Linked DNA regions of Homo sapiens: region 1 is linked to region 2. Evidence: chromatin loops called from intact Hi-C (ENCODE). Cell type or tissue: dorsolateral prefrontal cortex. All regions are shown on one strand. Links, peaks and the distances in the headings refer to the core of each region. The heading gives the core; the rest is flanking DNA.

Region 1 (8,321 bases), core at 300-8,299, 500 kb after region 2:
AATGATAGTTTTTTCCTGACTATATGCTAAACAAGGGTGGATTATGGTCTAGAAGCCAGGAGAAGCCCTCGGTTCTGGAAACTGCCCACCCCTTTCCCAGAAGACTCATGATTATTTATGGCATTTGTAAACCGTCATGGCGCTGATGAGCAGTAAGGATGACCCCAGAGGTCACTCATTGCCATCTTGGTTTTGGAGGGATTTGGCCGGCATCTTTACTGCAATCGGTTTCATCAGCTGGGTTTGTGACCTGTGTCTTGTGCCGACCTTCTGTCTCATCCTGTGACTTAGAATGCCTAACCTGCTGGGAATGCAGCCCAGTAGGTCTCAGCCTGATCTTACTCAGCCCCTGTTCAAGATGGAGTCATTCTGGTTCAAATGCCTCTGACACTTCCCTCACCTTTAACCCTGGAGAGGGTGATTCCCTCCTGACCCCACAGAGCCCAAGCTGAGTTCTACTTTGTTATTTTCAGAAGAGCAAACCTCAGAAACAAGAAAGCCCCTGCACCATCGACAATAATGTTTAAAAACCTCAACCCCAAGCAACTTCTTTTCATCCCCTTCTTTTCCCAGCAAGACTTTTTTAAGGTTCAAAAACAAGCGCAAAACAGCAGCAACAAAAAATCATCAAAATCCCCAGGGTTTTGGTTTTGTTTTGTTTTTCATTATTCTCCTGGAGCTTTCCCATATCTAATATTTTCCAACCTTTTCCTTAAGGACATTCCCCCAGGTTTCAGGACAGAAGCATCTCAACAGGTGTGGGAGGTCTTTTCTGCTAGAGAGTGTAATTTTGGAACTGTACTCACATTTCTTTCCAATCTGGGCCAAGGTCTAATTCAGACGCATAACTGAAAATCTGGGTCCACTAACAGTGCCTGTGATTGTCCAACGGGTTGTTCCTGCCCACTGCACAAATAAAGACCACGGCACTGCAGTCAAGAAAGAGTTTAATTGCCATGAGGCCGGCCACGCCATGTGGGAGATGGAGTTATTACTCAAATCGACCTCCCCAAAAATTCATAGATTGGGGTTTTTAAGGATAATTTGGTGGGTAGAGGGTTGGCAAGTGGGGACTGCTGACTGGTAGGGTCAGAGATGAAATCATAGAAAGTCAAAGCTGTCATCTTGCACTGAGTCAGTTCCTGGGTAGGGGCCACAAGACCAAATGAGCCAGTTTATTTTTCTGGGTGGAGTCAGCTGGTGCATCAGAATGCAAGGTCTGCAAAATATCTGAAGCCCTGATCTCAGGTTTTACGACAGTGACTCTGTACCGTAATTTCTAATCTTCTAATTCGTAAGTCAAGTCCCTAGGCAAGGAGGGGTTTTGTTTTGGGAAAGAGCTGTTATCATCTTTGTTTCAAAGTTAAACTAAGTTCCTTCCAAAGTAAGCTCAGCCTACGCCCAGGAATGAACAAGGACAGCTTGGAGGTGAGAAGCAAGATGGAGTCGGTTAGGTCAGATCTGTTTCACCGCCATAATTTCCTCAGTTCTAATTTTTGCAGAGGCGGTTTCATGCCCAGACAGAGAAACGTCTGACATCGTTGTGCAACCCTAGAATACTGTTGTGAAACTGTTCTTGTGCCCCATTTACCAACTGCACAAATTCACCAACTTTTTCAGACAATAGTCGTCTCTCAGTATCCTCGGGAGGTTGGTTCTGAGGCTCCCATGGATACCAAAATCTGAAGATGCTCAAGTCCCTTATATAAAATGGTGTGTTATTTGCATATAACCTAGGCACATCCTCCTGTATACATTAAATTGTCTCTGCATTCCTTATAATACTCAAGATAACACAAATACCGTGCCAATAGTTGTTATCACTGCTTTTTTATTTACTTTTGATTGTTGTATTGTTATTTTTATTGGGTTTTGTTTGTTTTTTGTTTTTTGAGACAGAGTCTCACTCTGTTGCCCAGGCTGGAGTGCAGTGGTGCGATCTTGGCTCACTGCAACCTCCACCTCCCAGGTTCTCCTGCCTCAGCCTCCCGAGTAGCTGGAATTACAGAGGCCCAAGACCACGTCCAGCTAATTTTTGGATTTTTAGTAGAGATGAGGTCTCACCATGTTGGCCAGGCTGGTCTTGAACTGCTGACCTCAAGTGATCTGCCCACCTCGGCCTCCCAAAGTACTGGAATTACAGGCGTGAGCCACCATGCCCGGCCCCAGGTTATTTTTTAATATTTTTGATCTGAGGTCCAAGGACATGGGGCCTATGGATATGGAGGGCCACGTCCATCTGTTTCCCCTCTCAGATTCTTCCCAGTCACCCTCTCAAACTTGCCAGTTGGTATTCTATTCCGGTTTAACTCTGGCATTAACTCATCTCAACCTAATCTCAGTGGAATCATAGAGGTAGATTTTGGATCCGACATTACCTGGGGGATTCTGTGGGAGTTAGGAGGAAGAGAAGTGAGTGTTTGTACAATCCACTGACAGCTATTCCTGTACTGCCTGTGTCTTCATTGTTTTGAATTTCTGTTTCATTTTCTATTTTTAAGCCTGTCTTGAGTCAGTTGAAATCAGATTAGCTGTCCTCTGAAGTTCCTTCCAGTTCTGAGAATCTGTGATTTCATTTAATATTAAACAGACTTGTGAGCAAACATGAAGGATGCGGAGGTATTTTATGAACTATAAACATACCAACACCAGTATGAGATTACTAATTCAACCTTTGTGTGTCTTGTGTATTCACACGGAGTACAGGTGCCTCAGGGAAGGGACCCAATGGTGTTGGGTCACCGGTTTCAGTGCATGCTCAGTATGACAGCCATAAGATCTCACTTTGCATGCAGTGGCTGGTCGGGTGCGGTCATCCGTGGTCACACTGCACCAGGGATGCCTTCAGGAAGGCTGTTCAGACCTTACAGAGGCATCTTCCCCTACACACAGAATTCCTTTTCTTTCTCACACACATGGTCCTTCAAGTTGTTTTCCAGACTTTTTTGTGTATAGGCCACGGATTCCAGCAGTGGTGGAGGGTGAGTCACTGTCACCGGTGGTAATTTATCATAGTTACCATGTTGGGAGGTTAGGAGGGGCTGGTTGTCATTCATCCATCCTCAGATTGTTTTTGTGATTTCTCTCAACATCAGTAGGTTGGGGTTTTTTTGATGAATTGTGTTTGTTTGTTTGTTTTTCTACCTTCCAAAAGTCTTTGTGGGATACTTCATTTTGGCTCTTTCATGTGTCTGGATGGTCTGACATTTTTGTTTTATTACAAAATTGAGCGGTAGAAACTGTAAATGAAGAATTTCACTCTTAGAAATGTCCAGCAAAGATCATTTAAATAGGTGAATAAAGAATTGAAGGTCCTCAGTTAGTAACATTACAGTCCTAGCATAAATTCTTCCTTAATTTTCATCTATGATGGGTTAGCTCTGATTAAAAATACCACTGGGGCTTGCGATTTTTACTTCTCTTCAGTTGCATTCGATATCAATTTTGTTTTAATTGTTTTATTTACATTTCATAGGAAATCAATGCAATGGACAAATGAGAGAGAAGCAAAAACACATTAATGGCATTTGTTTTTGCCATGTGACCATTTGAAGCAATTCTGGGAATAAACAGTTTAAAATCTGTTACTGTTTAGAATTAAATACTTTATATTTGGCATGTACTGCCTTCGTCTGATTTCTGCGTTGTTTCCATGGAAACGCGCATAATTTATGTGAAAGCGCCACACCATGTGTGATCACTTATGTTTAAGCCCAGTTTGGGATATTGTCTCTCGTATCCCCACACCTCCTCACCACTATTTTGTCTTTGATATGGAGCAGGTGTTGGCGAATGCAGCAACATCACTAAGGCAAGTTCCACCATAGACAACGCAGATATTTTGCTTGGAGAGTTTCTGCTTTTAAAATCTTTGGGGGAGCCAAGCCAACACCCCATGTTCACTCTGACACGTGGCTTCTGTGGTTCTGCGGGAACAGAAACACGCAGTTCCAGGACGGGCCTCCAGGGGGAGGTTGGGGCCGCCCTTCCTGCTCAGCCTGCAACCGACTCCTCCCGCCAGACAGGCTGTGGTCAGAGACACAACAGGAAAATCAAATTTGTTGATTTTCCAAACAAAAAGAAGTTGGTTTGTTTTTTGTATTTTACAGGTTTTTTTTCTACTTCGATAGCATTTTGGTGGTTTTTGTTACATGCATGAATTGTGTGGTGGTGAATTCTGAGATTCTAGTGCCCCCGTCACCCAAGGGGTGTCCATTGTCCTAGCGTGTAGGTCTTTTTATCCCTAGCCCCATCCCGCCCTCCTCCTTCTGAGCCTCTAGAGCCCATTACATCACTCCGTACGCCTTCGCGTAGTCAGCCTAGCTCCCTCTGACAAGTGAGAACATGTGGTTTTGGTTTTCCACGCCTGTGTTCCTTCACTTAGAATAATGCCCCCAGCTCCGTCCGAGTTGCTGCCCATCGGCTACTGAATGGATAAAGAAAACGTGGTGTCTATACACCAAGGGGTACTACTCAGCCATTAACATGAATGCAATACTGTCTGTTCCAGCAGCTTTTTGAGGAAGGCTAGCGCACCTAGCTAATCCATCTGAAGCCTAATGCTGTGCTCTGTTGTCTCAAAAATCAGTACTTGGAGGCAGGAATGTGGCTGCCTGCAGCAAACCATGAGAGACTCTGGGGACCTCGCTGTGGGGTTTTGGTGGGAAGGCGGCCCCAAGCCATCCCTGGCTCCTTGGCAGCAATGCAGGGCATCCCAGGGAAGCGGCTGGTGACGCTGGCACCTTTGATCATGAGAGAAGGGCGGTGGGGCCATCATGGAAAGCTTTAGAGAACTCAGCTACAAAACAGGAGATGTGGGCCTTGTGTTCCCATAGCCTTAAGAGCGGCATGAAAGAAACAGCCGTGGCTTCACCTGCCCAACGGGTAGGGAACAAGGCATGAAAAGACAACATTGTAGCCCTGTTGGTGGAGGCCCTCTCTGTCTTCGTCCACGAATGTGAAGCTTCTGATGGTCAACCTCAGAAATTAATCAAGAGCCTGCAGAGCTGCAGTGGGACAGGAGTGTCCCCCGTTTTATAGCCCATGGCAACACTGGGTCCGTTGGAGCAGGTTCGTCTGAAGGAGCTGGAGAGTGGCTGCCCGCAGTGGTCCCAGATCCCACCTGTCTATGAGGAGGCCACACCCTCCAGGGCACAGTTGACTGGACCTTTGATGACCTCTGACACAAGCAGGCCTCTCCCTGGCCACCTGGCCTGGGCGCCAAGAGTCTTGTTTCGGGTTGAGCCTGCCTCGTAAGCAAGATATGAGGAATCTCGGGGCTGTGTGCTGGGTGGGGAGCACCTTCTGCCTCATGGACAGAGGGGCAGAGAAGTCAGACCAGCAGAGGAAAGATGACAAAGCCACCTGCAAGGGAGAGCGGGGGCAGCCGGCCTCCTCTTCCTGGCACCCTCTCTTTTCTTGCCTTTTCTGTCATTAAACTTTCCTGGTTTTCCTCCCATTTCTCTGGACACCCCTTGGGCCCGCTTGCCAGCTCCTCTGCCTTCTTGTTTAAACAGCATCCCTTCCCACACCGTAGCCTGCTGGATAGAGTCCTGGGTCCCTAAGATGGGACAGGATGGTGACACCTGGCAGGAAGCGGGCAATGTCCCTACACACAGTTCCAGCTCCAGAGTGGAGGCTCAGGGATTTTGCCCAGGGGAGGGTAAAAGTGAGGGCTCCAGGTCTCTTCCCAAGGAAACTAACTTCATCTGCAGCACAGTATGGGGAAGTTGAAGCCCAAGGATGCTCTCAAGAACAGCGGAGGTGTGGCGGAAGGCGCCAGTGGACAGCAGATTCCTGGAGATGTGGGCCGCACTGCAGGCTGGCTAGTTTGCAGGGTCGGGCTGTGGGCTGTTTCTTGGAACAGGAGCGGCATGTGGGCAGGGCAGAGCCTCCAAGGCACCTGCTACAGCAGCAGCAGCCTTCACAGGGCAGGCTGGAGTGCCTGTGGAATGAGGGCATGGTGCCTGCGGCTCGGGTGTGCACAGTGGAGATGGGAGGGAGATAGTGTCTGGGCCAGGAAGACGGAGACGAAGCCGTCTCCTCTATTTCACTCATTAAAAATAACTCTGGGTCTCAGTTCCTCTGCAGCCAACCAGTCTTGGTGCCTTGGGTAGTTGGGTGTTTGGGGTCTAAATGAGCCTCTGCTTTCTGCAGACCTAGCCCTGGGGCTCAGCAGAGCGGAGGCCCCACAGTTCATGCTGACTGTGCCTCACGTGGGCTGGGGCAGAGAGAAGCCAACCAGAGACCCTTCAGCCACACGGGGTGTGTGGGGTTCCATCCAGCCTGCACCCAGCTGCCCGGACACGGCTCTGACGTGGGCTGAGTCCACACGTGGTGTGTGGGGTTCCATCCAGCCTGCACCCAACTGCCCGGAAACGGCTCTGACGTGGGCTGAGTCCACTCAGGGGTCCTTTGTGCCAATCCATTGTACAGGCAGGGGTGCCTGCTCCCCCTGCCCAGCATGGCCCCACCCACCTGCACAAGAAGGCCCAGGCTCCCTGTGCCCTGGCTCTGTGCCCCCCAGGCCCTGTCCTCCCTGCAGCCATGCCACATGATCCATGGTGCACTTGTTTCCGGCTCTGTGCCCCACCAAATGGCCCACCAGCCCAGAGGAAACCCAGGGCCACGTATTCCAAATCGTGATGGGGTGAGCCTGTGGTGCTGTCGAGACCCTGGAAAAATCCCCTGGGGTGGGGTCCTGCCCTCGGTCTCCACCCCACCTGGCCGCTGACATCGTGGGGATCCTGCCCCTTCCCCACTCCGCTGTGAGCCGCCCACCCGCTCCTTCCACCTGCCTGAGTCTTGAGTCACGACACTTTGCAGAATTAAGTTACTTCGCCACTGGCTCTCCACTTGAAAGTAACCTCTCTAATTGCTCATTTGGGGACCTGACCTGACCCTCTCTTGCCTGGGGCCTGAGGCTGTGATGTTAGCAGGAATCCAGCGTCTATGTCCCCGTGTCCTGTCTACACGTGTACACACAGCCCAAGGTGTCCTTCCTGCCACAGGCGCAGTTCTCATTAGGGTCCTGCTGCAGGGCCGCTGGCTCTCCGGTTACCGCTGGGCTGGGTGGAGCTACAGCACTGGGGGAAGATTTTCTCATTTTGCACTTCGGGACCCACACTCATCCACACTGTGCTGATAACATGGAGCAGAGGGAAGGGCACAGGCCCCGTGCCCACACTCAGGGGTGTGGCACCAGTGGGGCACCTGTGCAGGCTATGGGACCCGCAGGGAGTGAGCATCTGGGGGTGGCTGCCCAGCCCGGCACTTGCTGCCATGTAGGGGGAGTGGCCAGGTCTGCCGCGTGTCCCCTGGTTCAAAGAATCCAGGGACCCCTGCCATCAGCGAGGTCTTCCGATTGTCACCAATGGACCGCCCAGTGTTTCTTCACCCACCTCTCCCCCGCCTCGGCCCCCTTCTCTGGCCTCTGCCCAGGCTGACCTGGGTGGACTGTGGCCCTCGAGGGGACCCATGTGGACCACGGCAGCCGAGGCTGCAGAGCCCTGGGTTTAAACAGAGCAGGGATGGGACGCGGCCCCCCACCCCGAGAAGCCACATTAGAATCCGTGTTGGTCAGTCCATTTGAGCCGCTGAAACAAAACCACAGAATGGGTGGCTTAGAAACAACAGAAATTTATTTTTCACCATTCTAGAGGCTGGCAGAGTCAGCATCTGATGAGGACCACTTCCTGGTTCATGGACGACGCCTTCTGACTACATTGTTGCATGGTGGAAGGGATTGGGGGCTTCCTAGGGTCCCTTTTGGAAGGGCACTAACCCCAGAAAAAGCGCTCAGTCCTCATAATCTCATCACCTCCCAGAGTTCCCACCTCCTGACACCATCACCTTGGGGGTTAGCATTTCCACAGATGCGTCTGGGGAGATACAAGCATTCAGACCATAGCTGGGTCCCTGGTGACAGCCGCCTGGGGCCTGCTGGGTTTGAACCTCAGGGACAAGCTGGGCCCTGGACCCTCTGTAACCCAGGTTCAACGGCTCACCACTCAAAAGCCAGACATGAGGGCCAAGGGGTGGTGGGAGGGAAAGCAGCTTTCATCGGAAAGCCAACAAGCCAAGAAGATGAACTGGTGTTCTAAAGCACCATCTTAAATGTTAAAATGTGCCACGGGGAGCTGGGAAACGTGACACGGGAGCCACGCGGGGTGCAGGGCCTGTGTGTCTCACCCCAGTGGCTGTCTTGGGTGGACGGAGGTCTGGATGGTGCCATGTTGACTTGGGCCCGGTGGTGGTGGACGTTGGTCATGACTTCCCCTAAGCAGCAGAGTCCACAATGGGGGCTCAGTGCCCGGTTTGTT
Region 2 (8,321 bases), core at 145-8,144:
TTGGTTTATAGTCAGATTAGCTGATGATGCATTGTTTGAACGTAAGGTTGGTTGATGGTAGGCTTGGTTAATGGTAAGGTTGATTGATGATGGGTTGGTTGATGGTGGGTTGATTGATAATGGGTTGGTTGATGGCATGGTTGGTTGGCGATAAGGTTGATCGATAATATGGTTGGAAGGCTTAAGGCATAAGTGGGTAGGTGTGGGTCTGGGGCTAGGGCTAGACTCCCATTTGTCAGAAACTCCCAGTAGAATGGGTGGCCAAGAACGGAGATTAAGATGTTTTAGAGAGTTGGCTGACCAACTGCAGCCCAGTGTGCAGCGAACTCTCATGTCAGCCCACTGGAACCTCACTGCATTTGCAAATAGATGAGCTAAAGCTTTATTTTCTCAATTTAAAAGATATTAATCAGTGATGTAGATTTAGGAAATCTGTCTGTTGAATCAGTGGCAGAGTCAGATGGGTAGATGTGAGGGCTCTTTCTCCCCTGACGCCTTCAGCAAATACCTCTGGTTACCATTGTTCCCAGTACTGCTCACTGCTGTTCTTAGAGCTGCGAGATGAGGTAGGAAAAGCTTCCCTAATGCATCCTCAGGGCTTCCCGTGTCCCTGGGGGAGAGACGATGCCCCATGAAATGCAGCTATGGTGTCCGAGAGTGATATGCATCCCTCTGGTGGGACATGAGATGACTTGGGTAGAGCAGAGATGATCAGGGGTGGGGAGGAGCCAGGGCTTTGTGGGGTGGAGACCTGTGTGGGGTGCATCTCTTGGGGGGCTTCCCAGGGCAGTGGGCCAGGCAGGCTTTTGGACACCACTGCTTTCTTTCCTTTACTAGCAGTGTTTCCACTGATTTTTCTTCTTTTCTTTCTTTTATTTTTTTTCTTTTTCTTTCTTTCTTTTTTTTTTTTTTTTTTTTTTTTTTTGAGATGGAGTCTGGCTCTGTCGCCCAGGCTGGAGTGCAAGTGGCACGATTTCGGCTCACTGCAACCTTCACCTCCCGGGTTCAAGTGATTCTCCTGCCTCAGCCTCCTGAGTAGCTGGGATTACAGGTGTGGGCCATCATGTCTGGCTAATTTTTGTATTTTTAGGAGAGACGGGATTTCACCATGTTGGCCAGACTGGTCTCAAACTCCTCGCCTCAGGTGATCTGCCCGCCTCGGCCTCCCAGAGTGATTACAGGCGTGAGCCACTGTGTCTGGCCTCCATTGGTTTTTAACTGAATTCAGTTTGGTAACTGCTGAAGAGCTGGACGTTCGTTTCCAAGAACCATTCCCTCTGCTGAGGCCCAAAACTCTTGTAACTGACCCTTACTTCCATCTCTAGGCAGAGATCAGTGTGAGAGACAAGACTTTTCAGTTGTCTTAGAAAGATTGCATATCCAGTATAATGTCAGTGTGTCCTGTATTTGGTTTTATTCTTAGTTTCTGAAACATCTCACTTCCTCTAAAACAGCACTTCTTAAACCACATCTCTATTGCTGTCATTGGGTCTCTTCCCTTCCTCCTCCAAAGAGTTTAAGAGATGCCAAGTTGAACATAGCTGAACAGGGGGGTTTATTTTACCTGCAGAATCCTCAGAACTCTTAAGTGGCTTTATATTCATCCAAAAAGTCTTTTAAGGGGTGCAGAGAATGGAGCTTTTTCCAAACTTATCTGAAAGCAGAAACATCATTTCATGGACAATTTGCTAATAATGTCATGCGGAAACTGGAGTGTCACACACTTAGCGTGGGGAATGTGGCCTAGAAACTGAGTTCCCTTCACCCACCGCGGCTATGCGATTAATGGGAGTAGCTCTTGGCCCGTCGGTCTGCAGGTGGAGATGTTTGTTTCCATTGCCGAGAATGCTGCGGTGGGAATGCACTGGCAGCACCCGCCTGTTGAGGAACTTGTTTTGCCAAACATACTCGGCAGGTGACTGATGAGTGCCTACCCCTCCCACAAGGCCCCTTCTGCTGGCAGAAGATGCCTGTGACCTCAGCTCCCACCTGGTGGAGCAGAGATGGGCAGCACTGGGCAGCCTCGGGCCCCCGGGAGGCCCCTGTTCGCCCACAGCGTCCCAGGTGCCCTGGGTGTTGCCAGGCAGCGATAGGGAGTGGGCTCTGGGCAGAGTCGGTGTGAGTTCACCAAAGTCTCCACCTTGAGTTCCTCAAGCCCAGTGCAGGAGAGCCCATGAGGGTCAGGGGAAGCCAAGATGGAGGCACACACCCAGGGGACATCGTGGCACCTGCTGCAGGGAAGCCCACGGGCATGGCTGTGATTCCCAGGGGTCAGAGGTCAACAGCCTGAAGGTCTTCTCAAATATGGGAGGCCAGGCCCAGGAGTTGAAGGAAAAAGGTTTATCCATGGGAGAAGGAGTAGTGGGGCTCTCCTACCCCTAACTGCATGATTCTGCAATAACCAGAAACAAGAACAAGAAACCGCAGCCATTCTCCTGAGGGGACGGGGGCCCCATTTCTTCAAAGTTCCCTCTCATCCTCAGGGATACTGATGGGCTCCCCTGTGACTGCCCCTCCTCTCTCCCTGGGGCATCATGAACCTGGAAGGGGGATTCTTCCGTCTCCCTGGCCCTGGCCACGCAGTGCCCACCTTTCCCGTGATAGCCACAACGTCCGTGGAGAGGGAAGTCCAGCCCCTGGGAAATTGGAAGTTGTGCGCAGGTCCTTGCCTGCTGAGGCCTGAGCCGGCGTTCAGCACAGGTGGCTCTGCCCAGCCCTCAGCCTCTCTGCCTTGTCCCTGAGCCGGAGAGCACAAAAGGGCCCCTCCAGGGGAAATGCTGCTGGTGTCATGGCAACAGCTGTTTCACTCCTGAAGGGGGCCAGGCCAAGGCCCTGCCTTCTGCAAGCACTGGTTCTCAGAGAAGATACCAGGGCCTGCAGGGTGAAAATGAGCTCCTGCTAAAATGGGAGGCACAGGCTGTGGCGTCCAGGCTGCCCCTACCCCAGCCCCACGCACCCAGGAATCTAGCACGTCTGTAGCCCCTCGGGCGTGAGCCCACTCCGCTGTGAATCACAGTTGAAGGCGGTGCTTGCTGAGTGTTCGGGCTTCCCATGGCCCCCTGGCCCCAGGTTGCTCCCCGTGGTCCAGTGCACTACCTGCCTCACCCTGAGCTGGGGCCCCCTGGGCCTGCGGCATCTCCTCCCTCATTGCCAACAGCTCCTTACACACTCAGAGTGGCCTCCTTTTGTTCCTTTGTCCTGGTGATCGGGGAGAAGGCATTTAGACTCCCCCTACCCGCATGCCACAGGAGGAAGCTGGAGGCAGGCGTCTCGGAGGACGGGGGGACGTGGGTCTGGGGTCTGGGGCCTCAGTGCCGGACAGGGACAGCATGATGCAGGCTTCAGGCTTCAGCTGGGCCTCTGACAAGAGCCATGGGCCACAGGAGGAAGCACGTGGCGCCCTCCTGCACGTGAGCAGCTGGGAGGCTGCCCTTCCAGGCCTGTGGCTTAGGAGCCCGGAGCCTCCTGGAGCGCAGGGTCACATGTGTCTGAGCTTGAGGCCCCGACTTCAGAACCGAGGGGGCGCCGTCTGGATTGTGCGGTCGGTGAACTGCGGCTTCGGTTCTATCCTTTGTGGCCCTGCAGCCGCTTAATCCCCAGGTGTGTTCTGTTCTGCCTCATTCCCACAAGGTGTTGGGACCCAGCAGACACGGGTGCTGGCGATCACCACCGTGTCCATTTAGAGAGCTTTCCTGAGGCCCACAGTGTGCAGGCGGCAGCCATTGTGCGGGGACTGGGAGGGTTGTGGCCTCAGGCGGGGGCGGTAGCCAGCTCTTCCCTAGCACTACTTTGTGCGGGGACTGGGAGGGTCGTGGCCTCAGGCCGGGGCGGTAACCAGCTCTTCCCTAGCTGCTCCAGCACTTTATGTTTGTAAATTCATGGAGTCCTTGCGGCCACTGTGGGAATGGAGAGGGGTCATTATTTTCATTTCACAGCCGAGTGTCACATGGCCCAGATTGTCAGCCAGGACGTGGCCCAGCTGGGACTTGAACCCGGGAGGTCTGGCTCTGGGGCTGACTGTTAGTCTGCAGCCCTGTGTATTGCAGTGTAGACAGGAGGCTCAGCGCCTGCCCGGGCCAGGCAGCCACAGTCTGGAGACTGTGGCTGAGGGAGCCTCAGTGTTCTGTAGGGCACCTCGGGGCACCGGACATGCACGCACAGAACCAGGGCTGCAACCCCAGCACCGGCCTCTGTCGGTGGCAGCAACAGACATTTGGGCTGGGAGGCAGGCTTGGTGGTCAGCACCACACTCACAGGGGACCAGCTGTGCACCCACCTGGGCCCTCTGCAGCTTCAGGCTCCGATGGGGTGCCTGGGCCTGCTGCTGACGCCTCTGCTCTGCTCCCCGCAGCTTGCACGCGGACACCAGGTGGCGCTGTCGTCTATCAGCTATGTGGGCTGCTCCCTCTCCGTGCTCTGCCTGGTGGCCACGCTGGTCACCTTCGCCGTGCTGTCGTGAGTCCCCTTTTCTAATCCACCCAACAGTCTCTCGGCCCCTGCCTGCACCCAGATCTCAAGATGGAAGAGACACGGGAGAGGGGAGGGGCTGTGGAGGTAAGAGCACCAGGCTTAGCTGGAAAGGTCTGGAAAGGCCCCCAGCCCAGGCACAGGAATTCTGGTGGAACCCGAGCCAGGCAAAAGGGGATGGCCATGGGCCTGGGGACACCTCAGCCCTGTGCTCAGATATTCACTCTCGCTCCCACGTTCCTCAGCACAGGCGTGTGGTCGGCTTTGAGGGCCCGACTGTGCCCAAGAGAGATGAGAACATGCTTGGATGGGGGCTGGACAATAACCAAGTAAACAAAAGCGAGAACAAACATCTTCACTGTGATCACGCCACGAGGCAGCAGGGCAGAGAGCGAGGGGTGCAGCTAGGTCCCAGCAGTGGTCAGGAAGCTTACGCTGAGGGAGACATTTGGGCCGCCATGCGGGGACCTGGGAGAGGGTTTACTGCATGGGAACAGCTATGCAAAGGCCCCACAGCTGGAATAAGCTGGGGCTTTGAGAAGCAGGAACATGAGCTGGGAAAGAAAGGAACTCAGAGCAGAGCCATGGCCCAGGGTCAGACTGTGTAGGGCTGTGTGGGCATGGAAGGAGCTGGGGTCAGATCCAAGAGCAATAGGGAGCCATCGATGGTCCACAGCAGGGAGTGACAGCAACCCCTCTGGCTGCTCTTGGAGGAATGGATATAGGGACTTCGTGGGGCCAGGGAGCCCAGCCTGGGGGACTGGGTCGGCGCAGGGCCCAGGCCTCACACCCTGCCTCTGTCCTCAGCTCCGTGAGCACCATCCGGAACCAGCGCTACCACATCCACGCCAACCTGTCCTTCGCCGTGCTGGTGGCCCAGGTCCTGCTGCTCATTAGTTTCCGCCTCGAGCCGGGCACGGTGAGTGGGCGCAGCTCCGTGTTCCTGCGCTGTCCTTCCCTTGCCTCCTCGGATGTCACCGGGTGGCACCTTCTGCTAGCTTTTTCAACTCAAATTTCAGAACCCATCTCCCCAGACAACCAGGGCTGTGGTTTTCTCGGGGGAAGCAGAGATCGTGACGTGCATGAGCTGGTTTCTGTGCTGCACGCCAGCCTCGGGTAAAGCTGCCGCTGCCGCCACCCACTCACACTGCCTAGCACCAGCTACGCGCGAGGCACCATGACAAGGGCTTGCATCTGTGAAGCCATGTCACCCTCTAACCAGCTGTCATCCTCTCAGCCTACAGATAAAGGAATTGGGGCACAGGGCTCACAGTCCTTGGCCAAGCTGACGGCCTGGTGTGGGCAGACCAAGACTCTTATTGGCTGCAGGCTGTGCCCTTCATCAGCTGCTTGACAGCAAACAGTTGTGCCACCTCTGTTCAGCGAAGCAGACCTGCAGACCTAGATGCCATCTTTCCCTGCCCTTTGCATGGAGTGGGGGGTTCTCTGGGGCCCTAAGAAGTCTTAGACCTCACAGAAGGCAAAGAGCTGAGACTCTCTGAAGTGACCCAGCAGTGGAATGATGTGGGCTTGTAAGCTAGTTGATGGAAGAGAAAAACAGAGGGCTGCCTGCTCCATGTGTGGGAGGAAAAAGGGAGCTGGTTCTGGCAGAAGCTCTTAGGAACCCAGCAGGATAAGCCTGTGGTCTTAGGGTGCAATCAGGATTGGCCAACAGAAGATGAACGCTTTATCCCATGCCTAGCGGGTCAGCAGAGCCTCTCCTCCTCACTGCCCAGCAGAGCCCTTTGTCCCCATGCATGTCCTGGGGCTGCTGCCTATGGACAGACCCACCTTCATGTGGCAGCAAGCACCTCCCTCACAGGGCACCCCACCTCAGACTCGGGAGCATCTGAGAAGTTCCTGGATGCACCGTGGAATGGATGGGGTGTGCACTGGCCTCATGTTCTCCTGCTGGACGCTTCTCAGGCTCCGGTGTGAAACCTCCCATGAGGATTCCTTACAGTGCAGATTTTGGTTTAGGAGCTCTGGGTGGAGCTCAGAATGCTGTATTTCTATCAATCATTCAGGTGATGCTGACGCTGCCTGTTCAAGTCCATACTGGGGAGCAAGGTCCCACTGTGTGCTGGCAGCAGGAGGGGAGGCAGGTCTGCAGCAGCTCCAGGTGTCTATAATCCCAGCTGGTGGCCCTAGGGGACTGGGAGAGCATCTTTCCTCCAGAACCCTGTGTCTCAATCCCAGGGAAGGGCTCTGATGGGTCCCGCTTTCCCAGAGACCTGTGTCTGAATCCCAGGGAAGGGCTCTGATGGGTCCCGCTCTCCCAGAGACCTGTGTCTGAATCCCAGGGAAGGGCTCTGATGGGTCCTGCTTTCCCAGAGACCTGTGTCTGAATCCCAGCGAAGGGCTCTGATGGGTCCCGCTCTCCCAGAGACCTGTGGCTAAATCCCAGGGAAGGGCTCTGATGGGTCCCGCTCTCCCAGAGACCCGTGTCTAAATCGCAGGGAAGGGCTCTGATGGGTCCTGCTCTCCCAGAGACCCGTGTCTAAATCCCAGGGAAGGGCTCTGATGGGTCCCGCTCTCCCAGAGACCCGTGTCTGAATCCCAGGGAAGGGCTCTGATGGGTCCCGCTCTCCCAGAGACCTGGGTCAGAATCCCAGGGAAGGGCTCCAGTTGGTCCTGTTTGAGTGATATGCCTACAGGGTAAACCTTTGTGCCCAGATGGGAGAGGATGATTGTAATGGTTGGTCCCACCAGAGCCTCTGGGGTAGGAAGGGGCTGCTCCCCAAGGAAAAGGGGCAGCTGGTCCTGGAAGACACAGGGCCAGGGGTTGCTGAGCCAACAAAAATAATAGGTATGTCTTATTTTGTATCTAGATATAACAGATCATGATGACAAGAAACACATTTAGTGGCTTGTACATTTCTTCTCTGAGAACTAACTGCCTTGGGCGTATCTGAAGGACAGAACTTGGAGCGCCAGCAGAGCTGGGTTGTCCTGGGGTCCTTGGTTTGTGTTCCTTCCTGGGCTCTGGTTTCCTGGACCTTTTATCTAGAGCTAAGGGACACGCCCTGGCTGTTCCCAGCACCTGGACTCACAGGGAGCAGAGGAGTGGAGCCCCAGGAGGATCTGAGGCTGCACTGTGCAGGGCCCAACTCTCTCCGTCCTGGGCACCTGGGGCCTCCAGGCCCCAGGCAAGGAATGGAGAGGTTCCCAAGGCCCTGCCTTTCTGTCCCTGAGCCCTATTGAGGGGAAGCCTATGGAGCAGCATGGTCGCCTGAGCCCCTTTCAGTTCTGGGTAACTACAACTTGGAAGCTGCAGTCAATTTAGTTAGAACTAGAAGTCCCAGCATGTAGGGTTCAGCCACATGGCAGGCGGCAGGCTCCACACCTCTCTGGGAGCCACGTGGCTTCCAAAGTTCCTTGCTCCAGTCCTCACTTGAAGGGAGGGAAACTCTTCCATAGTCCCTGCCTTAGCCCCAGAATCCACCCTGATTGGACCAGGTGAGTCATGTGCCCATCCCTGAGCCAATCCTGTTGCAAGGAATGGATAGTTTTGCTGATTGGTTGGGCCTGAGTCCTGTGCCCTCTCCTGAACCAATCACCATCCCTGGGGGCAACATGGTGCTGTAATTGGCTAGCCCTGAGTCAAGCGCTACACCCAAATCCCTGGGCTTGAGCAACAGGAAGATACCCTGGGAAGAAACATGGTCACATGACCAAAAGACCACCCAGGACATGGATACTGGGAGGCTGGGATCATAGCCACGCCCAGGGCCCACCCCAGAGCTGTCTCACTTCCCATCTCTGGTTAAATCCTAGACCCCCTGCCAAGTGATGGCCGTGCTCCTACACTACTTCTTCCTGAGTGCCTTCGCATGGATGCTGGTGGAGGGGCT

Evidence for each region. Hi-C counts contacts between places; a loop is a spot of excess contacts. Peaks named below come from ENCODE experiments on the same cell type or tissue, not always from the same donor. Only the 100,000 strongest peaks of a DNase experiment are listed, where the experiment ranks them.
Region 1: it touches region 2 in a loop (5-fold over the local background); 2 of 110 quality-filtered maps call a loop at or near these places.

The regions. Positions count from the first base shown.
Region 1 is chr12:131,605,248-131,613,568 of GRCh38, forward strand. No RefSeq gene overlaps it. Among named protein-coding and RNA genes, the nearest start is that of LINC02414, 39 kb to the right of the region's middle. RefSeq lists an enhancer at 2,398-2,587. In dorsolateral prefrontal cortex, for the core only: CTCF peaks have their summits at 3,956 (motif pointing right) and 4,158; a DNase peak (open chromatin) is centred at 3,994; H3K4me3 peaks cover 331 bases; H3K27ac peaks cover 3,031 bases.
Region 2 is chr12:131,100,480-131,108,800 of GRCh38, forward strand. ADGRD1 (adhesion G protein-coupled receptor D1) reads left to right here. Exons shown (of 25, transcript NM_198827.5): 16 at 4,352-4,455; 17 at 5,275-5,386; 18 at 8,245-8,321. Among named protein-coding and RNA genes, the nearest start is that of LINC01257, 60 kb to the right of the region's middle. RefSeq lists an enhancer at 4,556-4,625. In dorsolateral prefrontal cortex, for the core only: CTCF peaks have their summits at 4,364 (motif pointing right) and 4,566; DNase peaks (open chromatin) are centred at 4,372, 5,411 and 5,604; H3K27ac peaks cover 2,675 bases.